3 separate regions of the Homo sapiens genome follow, and all the other regions are linked to region 1. A link is a contact called in ENCODE Hi-C or POLR2A ChIA-PET data. All regions are on one chromosome and are shown on one strand. The core of a region is the stretch at or near the end of the contact, and the rest is flanking DNA. Distances in the headings are between cores, read along the strand shown. Region 1 overlaps ATXN1 (ataxin 1). Region 2 overlaps ATXN1 (ataxin 1). Region 3 overlaps ATXN1 (ataxin 1).

Region 1 (3,895 bases), core at 880-3,379:
TCCTCTTTTCTGGGCCTCGGTTTTCTCATCTGTAGGAGGATAATACTCCCTACCTCATAGGGTTGTTTCTGAGAATTAAACATTTATTTTTAAAAAAACAGCTTTATTAAGATTTAATTTACATATAACTCAAGTGTATAACTCAAATGTTTTTTAGTATAGTCACTGTTTTGTAAAACCAACATCACAATCTAATTTTAGATTTTCTTCTCCAAAAAAGAAACCCTGTGTACATTAGCAGTCACTCTGCATTCCTCTCCCACCTCCGGCCTCTGCAACCCCCAAACTAACTTCTGTCTCTATGGATTTGTCTATTCTGGACCTTTCATATAAATGAAATTGAAGTATGTGGTCTCTCAATTCACATGATGTTTTGAGGTTCATCTATGTTGTAGCATGTATTAATACTTTGCTTACTGGTTGTTTTTTTCCTGATCAATATTCCATTAAACATTTATTTTGCGTGTGTGTGTGTGAGGAGGATACATATTTCATGAGTGCAGAGTGCTCAGCTCAGTACTTGGAGACACAGCACTCTGAAAATGTCTGTAGCTTTCATTACCATTGGCATTATTACTATCGTTTTGTCACTTTTGTTTACAATTGCACTGGTCTCCACCAGTTGATTATTAAGCTCTAGAGCAGGGGTTCCCAACCCCTGGGCTACAGACCTCCTGCACAACAGGAGGTGAGCAGTAGGCGAATGAGCAAAGCTTCATCTGTATTTACAGCCACTCCCCATTGTTCAAATTACCACCTGAGCTCTGCCTCCTGTCAGGTCAGCAACGGCATGAGATTCTCATAGGAGCGTGAACCCTATTGTGAACTGCACATGTGAGGGATGTAGGTTGCACCCTCTTTATGAGAATCTAATGCCTGATGATCTGTCACTGTCTCCCATCACCCCTAGATGGGACCGTTTTGTTGCAGGAAAACAAGCTCAAGGATCTCACTGATTCTACATTATGGTGAGTTGCATAATTATTTCATTATATATTACAACATAATAATATAAATAAAGTGCACAATGAATATAAATGCATTTGAATCATCCCAAAACCATCCCCCGCTCCACCCTAGTCTGTGGAAAAACTGTCTTCCATGAAACCAGTCCCTGGTGCCAAAAAGGTTAGGGACCACTGGTCTAGAGAGAAGGAGCTCTTCTTACACACTGCCCAGAAACTGAGGATGTGACAGAAGTTCAACGAGAGCTAACTAAACAACTAAGTAGCAACCTGACAAGGGCTCAGACAGCTCCAACTAAACCTACACTGCTGCTGCCGCTTACAAAAGCTCATTCATATGTGTGAGTTCAGGCAAAAACACAGTCGTTATCTGATTCTTTAGGCAGGACATTGACCAGATAAATAAATATGTCTGAATCTGCAGAGAAATAATTTCAAAAGGGCTTCAGAAGGAGAAGGAAAATCCACTGTAGCCAGAAGCATCCAAAAGCATCCTGAAAACATGAGTGGAGGAAGGCTGAGCAGGTGTGGGCTGGGGAGGCAGGCAACCCCGCACAGCAGCCAGCACAAACACAAAGCGACGACGCCCACTGTGCTGGGGAAGCACAGGCAGCACAGTCCGTGCAAGGGAAACGCGGCTCCCTACAAGGTGTTTTCAAGGTTCCGGTTTCCCCAGAGCACAACCCTAACCTCAGGCAGTGCACAGTTCTCCCAATAAAAGTCACTCGCCCGTGGAGATCACCGAACACCTGAATTGACACCACGGGCACTTCCAACCTGTGTTCCTGACCACCCTCCCCATGACCTGCCTCCCTTACATCATTTCTGTTTTCCTTTCCCATGGTCCTGTGACTTCTCTTACTCTTTCAAATGCAAAATGTCACAGCTGAAGGGAAGGAACCTCCAAGGATGATCTGGGCTACTGCTTTCTTCTTCATAGGGGAGGAAACTGAGATTCCAGAGAGGTTGGTAACTTTCCCAAGGTTACAAAATTAGCAGTGCAGCCGGAACTGAAACCTACATTGTGTGACCACTCTCCTCCTCCCAAAGCAATTTAGTTTCCAACTGGACCTCATCTGCCTACTTGTTTCTCCCCCAGCCCCCAGGCAGCCCTTCACTGTGGCTGCTGAGTCATCAGGATGAGCTTTGTTCTCAAGCAAGCCACTGGGACAGGCCCTCATGTCTTGAGTAGGACAAAGTATATTTGGCCACTCCCCACTTTGTGGTCACCCTGCTCTGCCTGATGCATGGGCACCTTCTGCCCATGACAACTGTCATTCGCCCTGAATAGTCTATGCCATCACACCTCCTTATGGCTACTAACATAAAAGGTAAGTGACTAATAAATGGTATCATGAATTAATATGAAACCTTTTATACAGACAAATATTTGATTCCTCAGTTATATTTTCTTGGGATCTTTTCTTCCCAGGTCATAGCAGTGCTGTTTCAACAGGAAATGTCATAGCTTGAATGCCAGGTGCACTTTAAAAAATAATCTAAACTAAATTAGCTTTTACACCTAACGACGGCCTGGGAATAATAAAGGAACTCTTTGAAAAAGGAAGAAAGTGGAGAAATAGGAACACTTTTACACTGTTGGTGGGCCTGCAAACTAGTTCAACCATTGTGGAAGACAGTGTGGCGATTCCTCAAGGATCTAGAACTAGAAATACCATTTGACCCAGCCATCCCATTACTGGGGATATACCCAAAGGATTATAAATCATGCTGCTATAAAGGCACATGCGCACGTATGTTTATTGCGGCACTATTCACAATAGCAAAGACTTGGAACCAACCCAAATGTCCATCAATGATAGACTGGATTAAGAAAATGTGGCACATATACACCATGGAATACTATGTAGCCATAAAAAAGGATGAGTTCATGTCCTTTGTTGGGACATGGATGAAGCTGGAAACCATCATTCTCAGCAAATTATCGCAAGGACAAAAAACCAAACACCGCATGTTCTCACTCATAGGTGGGAATTGAACAATGAGAACACTTGGTCACAGGAAGGGGAACATCGCACACCGGGGCCTGTCATGGAGTGGGGGGAGGGGGGAGGGAAAGCTTTAGGAGATATACCTAATGTAAATGATGAGTTAATGGGTGCAGCACACCAACATGATACATGTATACATATGTAACAAACCTGCACATTGTGCACATGTACCCTAGAACTTAAAGTATAATAAAAAATAAATAAAATAAAATAAAAAAAGAAAAAGGAAGAAAGAAACTAATTGAGCACACTAGAAGTCAACAGCTGTTTCTCCAATTAGAGTCACCTATAACAAGTGAATTCTTAGCAGGGAAAATCACCTTAAAATATCCATGTCGAGTTAGGAAAAAATGTTTCATAAAATAGCTATTAAATTAATTTTCTTGAATTGGCATGGGACAAGAAGCTATATAGTTCAGTTCTGCTAAACACCTAAAAAACTCTGATATACTACAGCTACGCCAGGCAAATCGCAAGTTGTTGGGGGGCGATTCCCAGAAATATGTGAATCACGATTGTGACTCATCAGTTTGGGAAATTTAGGACATGATCACTATCAGTCAAACATGATATTATTATCTGCCAAATGTCCAAGATATAAATTTCCTTGGAAACAGCTGGCAGAGGTAGGCATAGCCCTTTAATTTTCCTAATTTGTGGGCTAGCAGATTTTTTGGAATTTCACATACTAGTATGAAAGAGAAATAAATATGTTTTAATTAATGCATACATATGCACAGTTTAAACATATTCATAATCAGGGGTGGATCCAGTCTGTGAGGTCTGCAGTTTATAAAACTAGTCAAGGGGTAGAGGAGTGTGTATGGGGTGTTAGGGTCTTTAAGAAAAGATCTCAAAGGCCAGCCATGGTCACTCACGCCTGTAATCCCAGAACTTTGGGAGGCTGAAGTGGAGGAT
Region 2 (3,895 bases), core at 556-3,055, 120 kb before region 1:
CAATATTCCCAGGGGATTCCGACCCACTTGATCAAGCTCACAGCAGCCACTCATCTCATACTTGACTGGTTGAACTGACTAGGAAAACAAAGTAGGAGAAACCAAACATAACTTACATAACTCATTCAAAGATCATTGTGAGTGACTAATGCTTTACCTATATAAAACTAGGGCCAGGCACAGTGGCTTATACCTAGCACTGTGGGAGGCAGAGGTGGGAGAATCACTTGAGTCCAGGAGTTCAAGACCAACCAGAGGAGCACAGTGAAACCCCATCTCTACCAAAAATACAAAAATTAGCTGGGCATGGTGGCACACACCTGTAGTCCCAAGCTACTTGGGAGGCTAAGGTGGGAGGACTGCTTGAACCCCAGGAGGTTGAGGCTGCAATGAGCTGTGAGTGCACCACTGCACTCCAGCCTGGGTGACAGAGTGAGGCCCTGTCTCATAAATAAATAAATAAATAGAAATAAAAATACAGTAAAGGTATACAGAAAGCAGAAGGTTAATTTTACCAACCTTCTGAGGGAGGAAGACAAATGTCACCTTGGCCAACCAAATAGATCTGGGAAGATTTTGTCTTTTTATAAAGCTTGTCTATTTAAGGGTGGGAAGTCAGCAGAAAAACTGCTTGCCAATAGTACACTTCTCCCACTTTAATGAAATCGGTTGGCTGTGAAAATATGTGCATCAAAGTTTTAAAGAGTTTTCTGTCACATCCAGTAGACTTATAATACAGATTGCTACAGATGGAAGATTTATCCTCACTTGATGTAGCAACAGCACTACGTTCTTTGAACTGTAACAAAGCTTTTGATTTTTTTTTTCCCACGTGGTAGATGAATCTTAGTAAGAAAATACAGACTTGATATGACACATACTCAACTACTGTAAAGTGGGTGCTTAATTTAGTTAGGGAGAGGAAGGGGTGGAAGCTGGGGAAAGTCCTGCTTAGAGGGCACCTCACTAGCCACTAGAGGGCATTAACATGTGAATAAAATCATCCTGATTTCCAGGATTCAAACAGCAGACACCATGCATGGGAATTAATGGGGCTCTGCTTCACTCTTCCTTTCCCTTTATAAATGTCCAGAGAGCTAACAACTGCAAAGATGTGGAAGTATATCTAAACTCTTTTTATGTTTTAACACAATAGACATTTAAGGGAATAAACTTGAGCCATGCTAGCTCCAGGACTAGGATTGACATATGTTTCCTTCAGGGTGCCCGATTTCCATTCTTCAGAAGTCCACAACCTTCTGAATAACAGAGGTCTTTTCTCCCTCAGAATCAACCTAGCAACAAGTCCGAAACCTCCAAAAACTTCTCATACCTGTAATCCTAGCACTTTGGGAAGCCAAAGTGAGAGGATTGCTTGAGCCCAGGAATTCAAGACCAGCCATGTCTCCAAAACTTCCAAAAACTTCTCCAGCCTGCTTGCTAAAAATTCAAGTTGATAGTCCACCCATTGCAAAAGGATATTTCCTTCAGGAAGCAGGAGGAAGATAAGCGAGGCTGGGGAAGACTGAAGACAACAGTCCTCAGTTCTGAGGAGAATGAGCGGGAAGTGATTGATGGTCAGTCCCAGGCCACCGCCCTGCCTTAGTGGGTGTCTTTGCCACGAGGTGGCCTTCCAGGTAGCTTGGCTTCCTTCTGCACCTAAGCTTATAATGGCAAGACTAACCTTGCCTCTCCAGCCCCCATCTTTCTCCTCAAACGGTCCCTCTAATCTTTGTACATACTCATGGGTTCAATTACCAGGCAGGATGCCCTGAGGCAGCCAGGTGTTAGTTGGCAACAGAACACACAAAGGCCTCCCCGCCTCCATTCAGCGTCAGGGTGATAAAGATATCATTACCCTCAAAGCCAGCTCCTCAGAAGTTCTGCCACCACGGCAGATATGAAAGGCTTTACCACATAGTTTTCATACACAGTTCTTCTTCCTCAGAAAGCACCATTTGTTTGAGTATCCGTAAATAACTCCTACAGAAGACACAATTTGCTCTAATGTTTTGGAGCTATGGAATTTATTATGATCACAGAACCAGGAAATAGCTGAATGTGAAAACAGGAACATCTCAAATCACCCCTCAGCTCTAAGAAGAGTAACGCATTTCAAATTAAAAGCAAAGTCATTGCTGTGTTTACTGTTCTCTCTCAATGAGGGGCCTGCACTCCCAGGACAGTGTCAGCATACTTAGCTTTTCAAATACTAAATAAAAACAACAGCATCTCCAAGTTCTAAGCATTTATAAAAGGTATTCTCTTTTAAAGATAAAGACAAGTTTAGAAGGCAGGCCCCTTTTTTTGTCGCAATCGGTTAAAAAGTGAAGAGAAATAGAATGGGCTGAACAAAATATATAGCAGGCTCTGTGGTCTGCTTTTTCTAAAAGTTCTGCCCACAGATTTTCAGACACCAACAGCAACAAACAGTCATTCCCTCCCTCCTGCAAGTGAGGGTGACAGCCAATGCCAGGAGCTACAGCAACAGAAGAATGTACTTTAAAAGAGAGACAGGAGAATGGCTTAGACCCTCTACCTGCCATCACCATCACCTCCTAACCAGAAATGACAACAAGCAGCACTTTCTAGGAATTTGTTAGTGGCTGTGATCATGTGTCCTTCTTGCACTCACGTTTCTCTTTTGACCAAATATTATTTAGTAAGATGTGGTTGAGTGGCCCCTGGGAATCACCATTGAAACAGAAGGCTTTCTAAGTAAAATATCTGTTCAGTATCTGTTCTTGCAGTGCAAAGCACATTTCAAAAGTTCAGCCAACGGCTAGGAAAATGTTTGGGGCACGCAGAATCCCTTCTACGCCAACAGAACTAATCTCATGTATGCATTTTTCAGCTCCTGAGTTGAGAAGACATATTAAAAACCCAGCAACATGTTTATCTTCATTAAACAGCAAATGTCCTTTCAAACAATATACAACAGGGCAGAGATCACTGTTTGTGCTAATGGAAAGTGATCAAAAGCCCCAAGATTCTTTGGTTAGCTGACTCTGAAGCCTGCTCGTGCTTGAGTTTCTACACAAAGTACATCAAAAGAATATAGATATCACTGGAGATTCTAAATGTTTAAAGTCTCTAGGACTAGCAAGAAAATATGCTTGAAACTATAGGAAATGGGGAACAGAACATTACTGTTGACTTCCACCTTTTCCCTGTAACACAATACATTACAATCTATAAATAGCTTAGGCTGTCTGTTTAAATATGCACCTCCCCCGGAAAAGATAGAGGCTTCCGATCATCTTGCTATTTGCAAGGAATCTTACTCACAAATCAATCTAACAGGCCACGGTGATATTATGGGGATGTAAAAGGGACTGAAATGATCAAGAGCGTCACGTGTCTTCCAAGCCAAGTGGGGTCCTATGCCTTGCTGGTTTGAAGAAGTGGGAGAAACTTCATCAAGAGCAGCAACTCAGGTGTCTGTCCACCAGAGTAAGCAGGAGGTTCTGACCAGCAAGGGTAGCCTAGGGCATGGGAGGGAGGGAGACAGTGACTTTAAAGCTTTCCTGTTCTGTCACACTTCCTGCACCTCTGCCCAGAGGTGGCTGCTCCACAGACCCAAGCAGAAAGCAGACAAGAAAGGCAAGATGTCAGGAATTCTCTTCTCTCCCAGTAGCATCTTTCCTGTTCTAGCCTAAATGCAGGGGAAAAAGATTTGGGGCTGAGGCACCTCTGAATCCCAGGGAGCTCAGGAGCTCACTCTGATTCCTTGGAGCTGAAGAGTTGCTGTGTGCAAGCTGCACACAGCCGTAGCGTCTCTCATTAGACTCTCTTCTACCACTAGAGCCAGGCAGCTATGAAGAGTGACATGACCAGCCAGCCCCAGAAAGCAAAACGGGAATGCAATCAATACATGCCTCCTCTCGCCCATCAA
Region 3 (3,895 bases), core at 972-3,471, 95 kb before region 1:
AGAAAAAAGAAACCCAGCCAACTAGCTCAGAGGCCTATGTATTTTGCTCTGAACTTCACACTGACGATATTATACACAGTCATGGCAGTGACTGTATTATACACGGTCATGGAAGTTATGGAGAATTGGAATCTAATGAAAAGAGATAAGAGAGGAGCAGAGAGATAAAGGAACCCTTGAAAATCAGCCCCAATATCTCACCCAGATATGGGTGGCCTCAGAGCTTATTGATATAGACTGTGTCTCTCACCAAAGGGCATGCCATTTGCTTGCCATCATTTCTTTAAAACTATTAGTCACTCTCACACCGATTTACCTTTAAACAAGGACATTCTATAACCAGGGATCCACCTCTGTGGCTTAGTCATCGGATCAGCCTCAAGGTCACCGACTAGAGTAACCTGATGACAATTACCTCATTCACCCACTATAGAACAGTTCTATCACCGATCAATACAGGACACCTCTGCACAACATCAACAAAGCCTTCTCAAGGGGGCACCCTGCATGCATCAGAAACAAATTACACCCTTAGAGGCAGATGACACACCGAAGGCAGAAAGATCCTCTCTGCAAAGCAAAGCCTTTGTTTAAGTCTGAGAGGAGTGCCAATCCAACCTCAAAAAAAGGAGAAAAGGAGAGGAAAGAGGATCCATGCCACAGAAACAGAGTACTGTTCGGAACTCTTTTCTTGACATGATGTTTCCCTTGCCTTTCCGCTCGAACACGGGATGCATCTTCTGGGGAAGAGAAAACTGGAAGTGCAATGACAGGGGACTGCAATGCTGAGAATCAAGAAACAGAATTTCACAGTGCATTGGTGAAATCACCAATAATAAACATTATAGAGTGCTTACTCTGTGTCAGTCTCTTAATTATTATTATAATTATTTTTGGAGACGGAATCTTGTTCTGTCACCAGGCTGGAGTGCAGTAGCATGATCTCGGCTCAATGCAACCTCCGCCTCCTGGGTTCAAGTGATTCCCCTGCCTCAGCCTCCCAAGTAGCTGGGACTACAGGCGCGTGCCACCACGCCTGGCTAATTTTTTATATTTTTAGTAGAGACGGGTTTCACCATGTTGGCCAGGATGGTCTCGAACTCCTGACCTCAGGTGATCCACCCACCTCAGCCTCCCAGAGTGCTGGGATTACAGGCATGAGCCACTGCGCCCGGAACTGATTCAGCTCTCCCAACAGCCCAGTGAGATGAGTTCTATTATTATTCCCATTGTACAGATTGGAGTACTGAGGCACAAGAGGGTAGGTAAAGTGCCTGAAGTCACACTGATAAATGGCTGCAGTTGGGATTCAAAGCCAAGGAGTTAGGCTCTAGAGTCACTATATTAAACTGCCTGGTTAAGAACAGCAATATTACATAATGTTAGGTTTGTGTTGTGTTTTACAGTTTACAAAATATTTGCACATGCTTTTTCCCTCTGCTTGGAATGGCTGTCTCATGTATTTACTTATGAGTTCCTCTCCCAACAGAGCCTTCTACTGAAAGGTGTTCAATACCGTGTTCATAGAGTGAAGGTATGAATAACTGACTCTAATTAATCCTTAAATTGCTGTGGGAGACAGGCTGAGAATATATGACTAAACTTGTTTTGAAATAAGGAAAATGAGGTTTGGGAAAATCAAATGACTTGTCTAAGGTCATATTGCTTTGAATATGAGCTCATCGTAACTAAACCAGTGGTTTAAAAAAAATTTTTTTTAACCACAGGACCTTTCTAAGAAAACTATTTTACATAGCCTCAGAATATCACAGAGCTGAAGGAGAAGCTGCCCCGCTGCCCCGGTCAATAGAGGCTGAGGGCAGCCCACAGCCTCAAAGTTTATGGGGAGCCTCTGGGGCTTTGCAGAATGCAGGCTGGGGACTCACTACTGCACCACGCAACACTACTAGGACACCTGACCCAGCCCTGAAACTTTGAGAGAGGGTGACCAACCACACCTTCAAGTCTCACCCATTTACGACTCTGACCCATGGGGGAAGGCAGAGGATTAAGATTCTTTCTCCTTCCACCCCAGCAGAGGGACCTGTTCTTAGCTTCCCAGCTTGAGCGTCTCTTTCTGTTTCTTTCTTTGGAGCTCTTCTGTATTTGTTCCTTTTTCAGTCCCGAGGGCTGATCACTGGAAACAGGGCAACCTCTGGTGACCTGGTTTTTCATCACCAGCCAGGGCAGAAGAAGTCAAAGTGTGCTCAAGGGCTTTGCACGCTGCTCCCTAGAACTGGACGCCTTTGAGAAATCTGGGATTCTTCCAGGCGGCAGACTTCATTCCACAGTGGTGGAAAAGCTGGCCAGGGAGAGAGAGCAATTTTGCAAGGCACAGTGCCGCACTTGGACCTGTATCCTGACACCGCCAAATCAGAGGAGGCAGAAAGCCCTGAGTGTTACAGAACGTCTGAGCTAGAGGAGGCCTCTAAGAGCTTTCAGTCCAGTCTCCTCATTTAATGAACACGGAAATTGTATCCTGCTAACGTAAAGTGACTTGGTCAAAGCTACGCAGTGGCACAACTAAAACTCAGGATTTCTGACATCTTGCCCCTGAGCACCCAAAACTCAAAGGACAGAAAGTACAATGTGAACTACAGAAGTAACCAAAGGACTTTCTGGTGATGTCAAATGATGCAAGACAGCAAAATGCTCAAGTTGGGAATAAATTGATAGGTGTATCTATTAAAACCATCTCTTAAGGCCTTCTGGGGGAAAACGCCACCACCAAGAATTACTTGAAGGCTTGTCAAGTGCTTTAAGGCGCTATAAGGCAAGATGCAACACTGAGAGACATTAAAAAAAGATAACCTTTTCCCCACTGCCTGAGTTGCTCTTGAGTGCCTAGTGGGTGAACAGAGGAGGGAGAAGCGCCCAGGCTTCCAATGGGTTCTCTGCACAGCCACACGGTCATTAGCATCCACAATCTGCATTCACTCCAGATGAGATTTCATCACCGCATCCTATTTATTCATTCCTTAATATAAATCTAAATTGCGCTCTTCAAATAGCAGAGAGCACTATGCTTCAGTAAGGGGAAAGAGAAACGATCACATTAAGAGACGTGCTGCTGCATTTTCATCTTCTCCCTCCTATGTTACTTTGGTCTTGACAGCCTTAATTCACACAGTGCTCCCGGAGCCCTTCCCTGGCTCGTCCCAAGGATCAGCAAACACACGGCTATCTTAGTTTTTCACACTGGGGCTCTCTCTAGAGGGAAAGTATGTAGCTTTCCACATTCCCAACTACTTGGGAGCCCAAGGTGTTTGCAGCAGCCAAATACAACTAACGAGTAGGAAAAAGACACTAAGAAATGCCACAATTGTGTCTGACACATTCAAAAGACAGTTGTCCTCCCATCCATGGAGGATCTGTTCCAAGACCCCAGTGGACGCCTAAAACCATGAATAGTACCTTTATGTATATCTACTATGTTTTTTCCTATACATATACACCCATGATAGAGTTTAATTTATAAATAAGTCACAGTAAGAGATTAACAACAAAAACTAATAATAAAATAGAACAATCATAACATTATACTGTACTAAAAGTTATGTGAATGTGGTGTCTCTCTCTCTCTCTCAAAATATCTTATTGCATGGCACTCACCTGTTTTTGTACCACGCTTGACTGTGGGTAATTGAAACAGCAGAAAATGACACCGAAGATGGGGGGTGGGGGGAACTACTGTATCAACCTGGATAAGTTCACAGGGAACGGAACACATTCTTTCCAGAAGGTGATGCATAAAATCACAGCATGTCCACAAATGGCCTTTGGGAATGATGGGACATTTGAGTTTACAAAATGCGAGACAAGCAAAGCCCAGGGAGCTGAGCTCTGGCCTGGGTCCCGCTCATTCCTTCCCACCGTCCCGCAGCCACCACCACCT

Evidence for each region. A loop is a pair of places that touch in the nucleus more often than their neighbours do. ChIA-PET counts read pairs that join two places held with the same protein, here RNA polymerase II (POLR2A). Pooled maps may share reads with other maps.
Region 2: a loop to region 1 is called in a map of GM12878, with 2.0 times the contacts of the local background. The contact joins two enhancer-like sites. A Hi-C loop is called at or near these places in 3 of 168 maps with a recorded cell type or tissue (GM12878, endothelial cell of hepatic sinusoid and gastrocnemius medialis), 2 of 37 single-sample maps with no recorded cell type and 4 of 50 pooled maps. POLR2A ChIA-PET finds 5 or more read pairs at or near these places in 3 of 52 experiments (GM12878, PC-3 and activated T-cell).
Region 3: a loop to region 1 is called in a map of HepG2, with 2.2 times the contacts of the local background. The contact joins two enhancer-like sites. A Hi-C loop is called at or near these places in 1 of 168 maps with a recorded cell type or tissue (HepG2) and 4 of 50 pooled maps. POLR2A ChIA-PET finds 5 or more read pairs at or near these places in 3 of 52 experiments (A673, GM12878 and activated CD8-positive, alpha-beta memory T cell).

What each region holds. Positions count from the first base shown.
Region 1 is chr6:16,634,328-16,638,222 of GRCh38, forward strand. All of the region lies in intron 3 of ATXN1 (ataxin 1), which reads right to left. Among named protein-coding and RNA genes, the nearest start is that of ATXN1-AS1, 120 kb to the right of the region's middle. RefSeq lists an enhancer at 1,881-2,050. Within about 2 kb of position 2,130, at least 6 of the 41 ENCODE cell types and tissues checked have a DNase peak (open chromatin) inside an H3K27ac peak, as active enhancers do; they include GM12878, where a contact is called at or near this core.
Region 2 is chr6:16,510,291-16,514,185 of GRCh38, forward strand. The region is part of intron 5 of ATXN1 (ataxin 1); the gene reads right to left. Among named protein-coding and RNA genes, the nearest start is that of ATXN1-AS1, 250 kb to the right of the region's middle. Within about 2 kb of position 1,806, at least 7 of the 41 ENCODE cell types and tissues checked have a DNase peak (open chromatin) inside an H3K27ac peak, as active enhancers do; they include GM12878, where a contact is called at or near this core.
Region 3 is chr6:16,539,335-16,543,229 of GRCh38, forward strand. All of the region lies in intron 4 of ATXN1 (ataxin 1), which reads right to left. Among named protein-coding and RNA genes, the nearest start is that of ATXN1-AS1, 220 kb to the right of the region's middle. Within about 2 kb of position 2,222, at least 8 of the 41 ENCODE cell types and tissues checked have a DNase peak (open chromatin) inside an H3K27ac peak, as active enhancers do.